2 separate regions of the Homo sapiens genome follow, and region 1 is linked to region 2. The links are chromatin contacts, found by Hi-C or POLR2A ChIA-PET in ENCODE. All regions are on one chromosome and are shown on one strand. The core of a region is the stretch at or near the end of the contact, and the rest is flanking DNA. Distances in the headings are between cores, read along the strand shown.

The links. A loop is a pair of places that touch in the nucleus more often than their neighbours do. ChIA-PET counts read pairs that join two places held with the same protein, here RNA polymerase II (POLR2A). Pooled maps may share reads with other maps.
Region 1: a loop to region 2 is called in a map of B cell, with 2.1 times the contacts of the local background. The contact joins two enhancer-like sites. A Hi-C loop is called at or near these places in 1 of 168 maps with a recorded cell type or tissue (B cell), 3 of 37 single-sample maps with no recorded cell type and 3 of 50 pooled maps. POLR2A ChIA-PET finds 5 or more read pairs at or near these places in 1 of 52 experiments (GM12878).

What each region holds. Positions count from the first base shown.
Region 1 is chr3:112,907,075-112,910,406 of GRCh38, reverse strand. No RefSeq gene overlaps it. Among named protein-coding and RNA genes, the nearest start is that of CD200R1L, 62 kb to the right of the region's middle. Within about 2 kb of position 2,031, at least 2 of the 41 ENCODE cell types and tissues checked have a DNase peak (open chromatin) inside an H3K27ac peak, as active enhancers do.
Region 2 is chr3:112,872,071-112,875,484 of GRCh38, reverse strand. No RefSeq gene overlaps it. Among named protein-coding and RNA genes, the nearest start is that of CD200R1L, 27 kb to the right of the region's middle. Within about 2 kb of position 1,669, at least 2 of the 41 ENCODE cell types and tissues checked have a DNase peak (open chromatin) inside an H3K27ac peak, as active enhancers do.

The sequences.
Region 1 (3,332 bases), core at 782-3,281, 35 kb before region 2:
AATACTTGTGAATAAGCTTAACTAAGCAAGTGAAATACTTGTTCACTGAAAATTACAAAACATTGATGAAAGAAATTAATGAAGACACAAACAAATGGAAAGACATTCTGTGTTCATGGATTGGAAGGCTTAATATTGTTACAATGTTTATACTACCTGTTATGGTTTTCATGTTTGTGTTCCCTCCAAAATTCTTGTTGAAACTTAATGCTCAATGCAACAGCATTAAGAGGGGGGCCCCTCAGAAGTGATTAAGCTATAAAGGCTTCACCCTCATGAATGAACTACTGACTTAATAAAGAGGCAGACAGGGACCCCCTTTGTCCCTTCTGTCATGTGAAGACACAACATACTTACTCTGCAGAGGATTTAGCAAGAAGGCATCGTCTTTGAAGCAAATAGTAGCACTCATAAGACACTGAGTCTACTGGTGCCTTGATCTTGAAGTTCTCAGCCTTCAGAGCTGTGAGAAATAAATTTCTTTTGTTTGCAAATTACTCAGTCTGTGGTATTTTGTCATAGCAGCAAAATAGGCTAAGACACTACAAAGATCTACAGATTCAATTCAATTCTTATCAAAATTCCATGACATTTTTACAGAAATAGAAAATCAATTATAAAATTCATATGAAACCATAAAAGACCTTAAACAGCCAAGAATAAACTTGGAGGCATTACACTTCCTTATATCAAAATATACTACCAGGCTACAGTAATTAAAACAGTATGCTACTGGCATAAAGACATCTATAGACCAGCATAACAGAATAGAGATCCCAGAAATAAATTCATGCATATATAGTCAACTGATCTTCAACTAGGATTCCAAAAATACACAATGGGGACAGAACAGTCTCTTTGACAATTGATATTGGGGAAACTGAATAACCCTAGGCAAAAGAATAAAATTGGGCCCTATCTTATGGCCTACACAAAAATCAACTCAAAATAGAGGGTGGGCAAGAAATAGAGGATAGAATTTCTTTGTTATTTCACTAAAAATCCCAAATTCACCTTCAAATGTGTTGAGGAATTATCTATCTGGAGACAAGAATCTGATCCTGGTGATAACTCTGTAGTATAGAAAGTTAACAAATGTGCACAATTATATCCATCTTTTTCATACAAAGTTATCACTAACCATTCTTTTTGTCTAGCCAAACTGAAACCAGTATGAACCACTGGAAGTGGGTGGGGAGAACGCACAGGAAAATCCAAGGGCAGGATTATTGTGTGGTCAGGAAGATGTAAGGAGAATTTATGGGCAGAAACTTCAGCCTACTGGTCAGCACTCTTTATCTTTACCTTTGCAACCCATGTAGCAACCCTGAGTTTGCAGAAGGAAAGAGCATATCCTAAATTGCTTTAGCCAAAAAAAACAAACTGAACAGAGATGAAAAGAGATATTAAGTAAATATTATGAAGTAGAAGAGGCTAATACAATAATTTAGGTGAAGAATTATTTGTATTATGATCTTTTTGAGCATGTTACTTTTAAATACTTTCTGCCTCAGTGATTTCTATGTTAAAGTGCATATCCCTGGAAGGAGAGATTGTGTGTAACTCCTCTCATAAGCCACACAACAAAATACCAAAAAATATACATAGACACACATACAAAATGCAGTAGAAGATAAGGAAAATTACTTATGAAAAGGTCTTTCTTTCTATGCTGGTTATTCTTCTACCGTATCATTAATTGACTTAGGATAAGTTTCTTAACCTTTTCGAATCTCTACTTCCTTATCTATAAAAATAAATATAACTATACATGCCTCATAAGAATCATTCTGACAGTATCTGGGACATAGCTCAATCAATTACAATTGGATCTGAATCCTGGGTCAAATATACATGCTTCTCTTGAAATAAGTAAATGTATAAAAGCACAAACCAGAAAATTCAGTCATTATCACCTCAACTGTGCAAACAGGAAATGCTTCTATTTAAGTTGCTCATGAGCCAAAAATACAACCATCTAAGAGAGCAGGGGATTTCTCACCAGTGCTAATGGAGCAGAGCAAGAGAAGTAAAATACCATAACTAGGCCTATTATACAGTGGAAGAAAACATAGAGGCAAAGATAAGAAAAAAAAAATAGAAATAACTCCCTTTGGAAGATGGCTTCAGCTTTTGGGATACTGTTCACATTTTTTTTCATAGCTGGTGAGTCTGTTGGCCAAGTTGCGGGGATGCTGAGGGGTATTGGGCGAAGTAGAGAGGAAACCATAATTAGAAAAATACATTAGAATATTTTTCCACTAGAGCTTTTCCACTAGTCCTTTAAAATGCTCAGTTTAAAATAGCTCAAAGAGTGAAAATGCTACTTTATTTTAATCACTATGTTTTAAAAAAGAAAGATAATGTCTTAATTACTTATATTTCTGCCAAAATTATCTTTGAAAAAACATTTCTTAATAAAAAAATAAAAAAATGCCACAGGATTTTAAATAAAAATGGAGATTTCTAGTTTGACATGGTGAATTGAATAGATGTATCGTGTCTATTCTCTCCTGAATGGCTATTAATATGACAATAATAATATTTAAAACATATAGGCCTAAAGGAATCAAAATGTCAGGAGAGAAGACACAGGGGGTTAGGAAACATTAACGTATTTTGGAGGATGGAAAGCTTGATCACCCAGGAGAATAGAGGAAGCTGAACGTGTTTCTTCAGGAGGAAACAGAACCAAGCTGCAAAGGCTCAAGAATTGGGTTTTGCAGAAAGTGAGTGCAAAGCCCAGGTCTGGAATTAAGAGAATTGTTTGAAATTCTGTGTAAGAGGTGGTTAGACCCTGAAAAGTCTCAACATTCCCTTCCAAATTCTCAGATTTTAGATTTATTCCCTATAGAACATGAATCACAAAGAATTTAGTCTTACAGACAATGGGAACAGAAAGATTCAAGAGGAGATATGGGGCTGAAAATAGGTGGATTAAGTGGAATCTATATATTTACCAGAGAAATACACCCCCAATCCCTGCCAGCCCTCATTCCCTGTCCAGGTCCCCAAATACCCCAGATAGGCACACATACCTCTTGGGACAAGATTTTGAGCAACTTTCAAGGCAGAAACTGAATGACCCTTGCGAATATGCTACAGATTCAAAGAAAATTTCAGGCATGTAAACTCTCAAATAAGGAGAAAACCAGTAAAGAAGCTAGGATTCTGGAAACATGGGCTTCAATAGAGAAGACAGCTGAGGAGATTTCCCAGGTAAATATCAAAAGAAAGTGCCAGAATAAGAAATCATAAAATGGAAATAGGAAGCAACCAGTCAGGATTGGAGCAGGAGAGTAAAGATTTCTGGAAATAAATTTAAAGTGGAA
Region 2 (3,414 bases), core at 420-2,919:
CAGTAAAGGTAGCTACATAGGTAAATATAAAAGCCAGTATTATTTTATTTTGATTTGTAATTTTTCCCTATATGATTTAAAAGACACATTCATAAGACAACAACTATGAATCTGTGTTAAATAGGCACACATATTTAAAGATGTAATTTGTGACAATAGCAATTAAAGAGAAAAGCACCAAAGGCTCAAATCGTAGAAGGGTAGAGTTTCTTTTTAACTAGGTGGTTATAAATTTATAGATTGAATTATAATCTCTAATATAACCACAAAGAAGATAACCAAAATATATACAAAACAGAAATGAGACAGAAACCAAACGTTATACTAGAAAAATCAAATAAAAAAGAAGGCACTAATAAGGAACTGAGGAACAGAAAGATGAATGACATAGAGAAAACAAATGGTAAAATGTTTAGTCCTTCTTTATTGTGTTATATGGAAATGGATTAAACTTTCAATTAAAAGGCAAAGATTAGCAGAAAGGGGGAAACAAACATGATTCATCAATATACTGCCTATGAGAGACTAACTTTAGATCTAAAGACACATAGGTTGAAAGTAAAAGGATGGGAAGTGATATTCATGTAAATAGAAACCAAAAGAGCACAAGGTTGGCTACACCAATATCAGACAAAATAAACTTTAAGTAAAAATTATTATAAAATACAAAAGTGCATTACATATTGATAAAGAGTCAATCTGGAGGATACAACAGATGATATAATGATAATATACACAACTAACTACAGAGCATCAAAATATATGAAGCAAAAATTGCCAGAAATGAAAGTAGAAATCAACAGTTCTACGGTAATAGTTAGAGACTTCAATGTCCCACTTTCTTTTTTTCTTTTTTTTTCTTTTTGAGATGGAATCTCATTCTGTCGCCCAGGCTGGAGTGCAGTGGTGCAATCTCGGCTGACTGTAACCTTCGCCTCCCCAGTTTAAGTGATTCTCCTGCTTCAGCTGCCCGAGTAGCTGGGATTACAGGCATGTGCCACCATACCTGGCTGATTTTTGTATTTTTGGTAGAGTTGGGGTTTTCACTATGGACTCGATCTCCTGACTTCAGGTGATCCGCCCGCCTCGGCCTCTGAAAGTGCTGGGATTACAGGCATGAGCCAGCACACCTGGCCTAATGTCCCACTTCCAATAATGAGGTGGAACAACTAGACAGATAATCTATCTATCTATATACAAAAGACTCGAATAACATTATAAACCAACTAGACCTAACAGATGCATGCAGAACCCTTCACCCCAAAACAGCAGAATACACATTATTCTTAAGTGCACATGGTACATTCTCCAGAATAGACTAAACAAGTCCCTATATGTTTAAAAAGATTAAAATTGTAAGAAACATCTTCTGTAATCATAATGGAATAAAACTAAAAATCAGCAACAGAAGGAAAGTTGAGAAGTTCACAAATACATGGACATTAAATAACTAATGGGTCAAAGAAAAAATCACAAGGAAATTAGAAAATACATTGAGATAAATGAAAATGAAAACAAACATACCAAAACTTATGGGATATAGTAAAAGCGGTGCTCAGAAGGACATTTATAGCAGCTAGTGCCTACATTAAAAAGATCAAAGTCTCAAATTAATAACCTAAGTTAAGGAACTAAAAAAGAAGAGGAAACGAAACCCAAGAGAGAGCTTGAATTACTAAACTAAAATCAGAAATGAAAGTGGGGACATTACTGACCTTATAGAAATAAAAAGCATTATAAAAGAACACTATGAGCATTTGTACACTAATAAACTAGATAACCTAGATAAAATGGAAAAGTTCCTAAAACACACAAAGTACCAAAACTGACCCAAGAAGAAACAGAAAATCTGAAGAGGTGTATAACTAGTAAAGAGTTTGAATCTGTAATAAAAAAATCTAACAAAAAAGGGCCCAGGACCAGATGACTTTATTGGTGAATACAGTGTATTAAACATTTAAACAAGGGTTAACACTGATTCTTCTCAAGTTTCTTCAATAAATAGAAGAAAAAGGAACACTTCCTAACTCATTCTATGAGACCAACATTATCCTGATGCCAAACCCAGACAAAGAAATCACAAGAAAAGAAAACTACAGACCAATATTCCTTTTGAATATAGATGCAAAAATCCTCAACAAAATACCAGCAAACTAAATCCAGTAGCATATTAAAAGGATTAGACATCACGTAAAAGTGGGATTTATCCTAAGAATGCAAAATTGGTTCCACATATGAAAATCAATCTATGTAATAAACCACATTAATAGAATGAAGAAAAAAGTCACATGATCTCAATTGATGGAGAAAAAGCATTTGACAAAAATCTTACATTCTGCCATGATAAAAATTCTCAAAAAAACTAGGAACGGAAGGGAACTTCCTCAACACAAGAAAGGGAATTTATTAAAAAACTCAAAGCTGAGAGCATGCTAATTTTTGGAAGACTGGAAGCTCCCCTCTATTAGCACAACAAGGCAAGAATGCCCACTTTCACCACTTCTATTCACCATTATACTGGAAGTTTTACCCAGGATAATTAGTCAAGGAAAATAAAAATAAATAAAAAATATCCAAACTGGAGAGAAAGAAGTAAAATGATCTCTATTCACATATGATGTACATCCTAAACATACCACAACAAGATCCCAAACTCCTTAGGGCTAATAAACAAATTCAGCAAAGTTACAGGATACAAAAACATGCAAAAATGAGTTGTATTTCTATATATCAGCAATGAACAATCTTAAAAGGAAATTGAGGAAACAATTACATTTATAATAGCATCAAAAATAATAAAATACTTAGGAATAAATTCAAGTAAGGAGCAAGACCTCTACACTGAAAACTACAAAATGGTACTAAAAGAAATTGAAGAAAGTATAAATAAATGGAAAGACATTCTCTGTGCATGGAATAGAGACTTAATATTCTCAAGACGGTAATACTCCTCAAAGAGATCTACATATTCAATGCAATCCTTATTAAAATCCCAATGGCCTTTTCTGCAGAAATGGGAAATCCTCAACTGCATGTGGAATTGCAAGAGACTTCAAATAGTTAAAACAATATTGAAAAAGAAGGACAGGAGATGATCTTCAATGGCTAGGTAGAGGCACCTGACACTTTTCCTCCACTAAGAAGAACCAAAGCAGCAAGTAGATAATCACACTTCAAGTAGAGAATCTAAGAGAGATCACTGAAACTTAGGAGGGAAGTAACAGAAATAAGGCATGAAAAAAGAGAGAAATGAAGCAGCCAGCCTGGCTGGGATAGGCAGGGATCCCAGAAAGACTCCTTGTGCAGAAAAAGGCAACAGAGAGATCCCCAGTAGTATCCCCAGCTACTTGGGTCTCACCAGAGAGGCTGCCTCCAGGACAAAGGGAATGGAAGGGCATACGCTCCAGAGCCTGA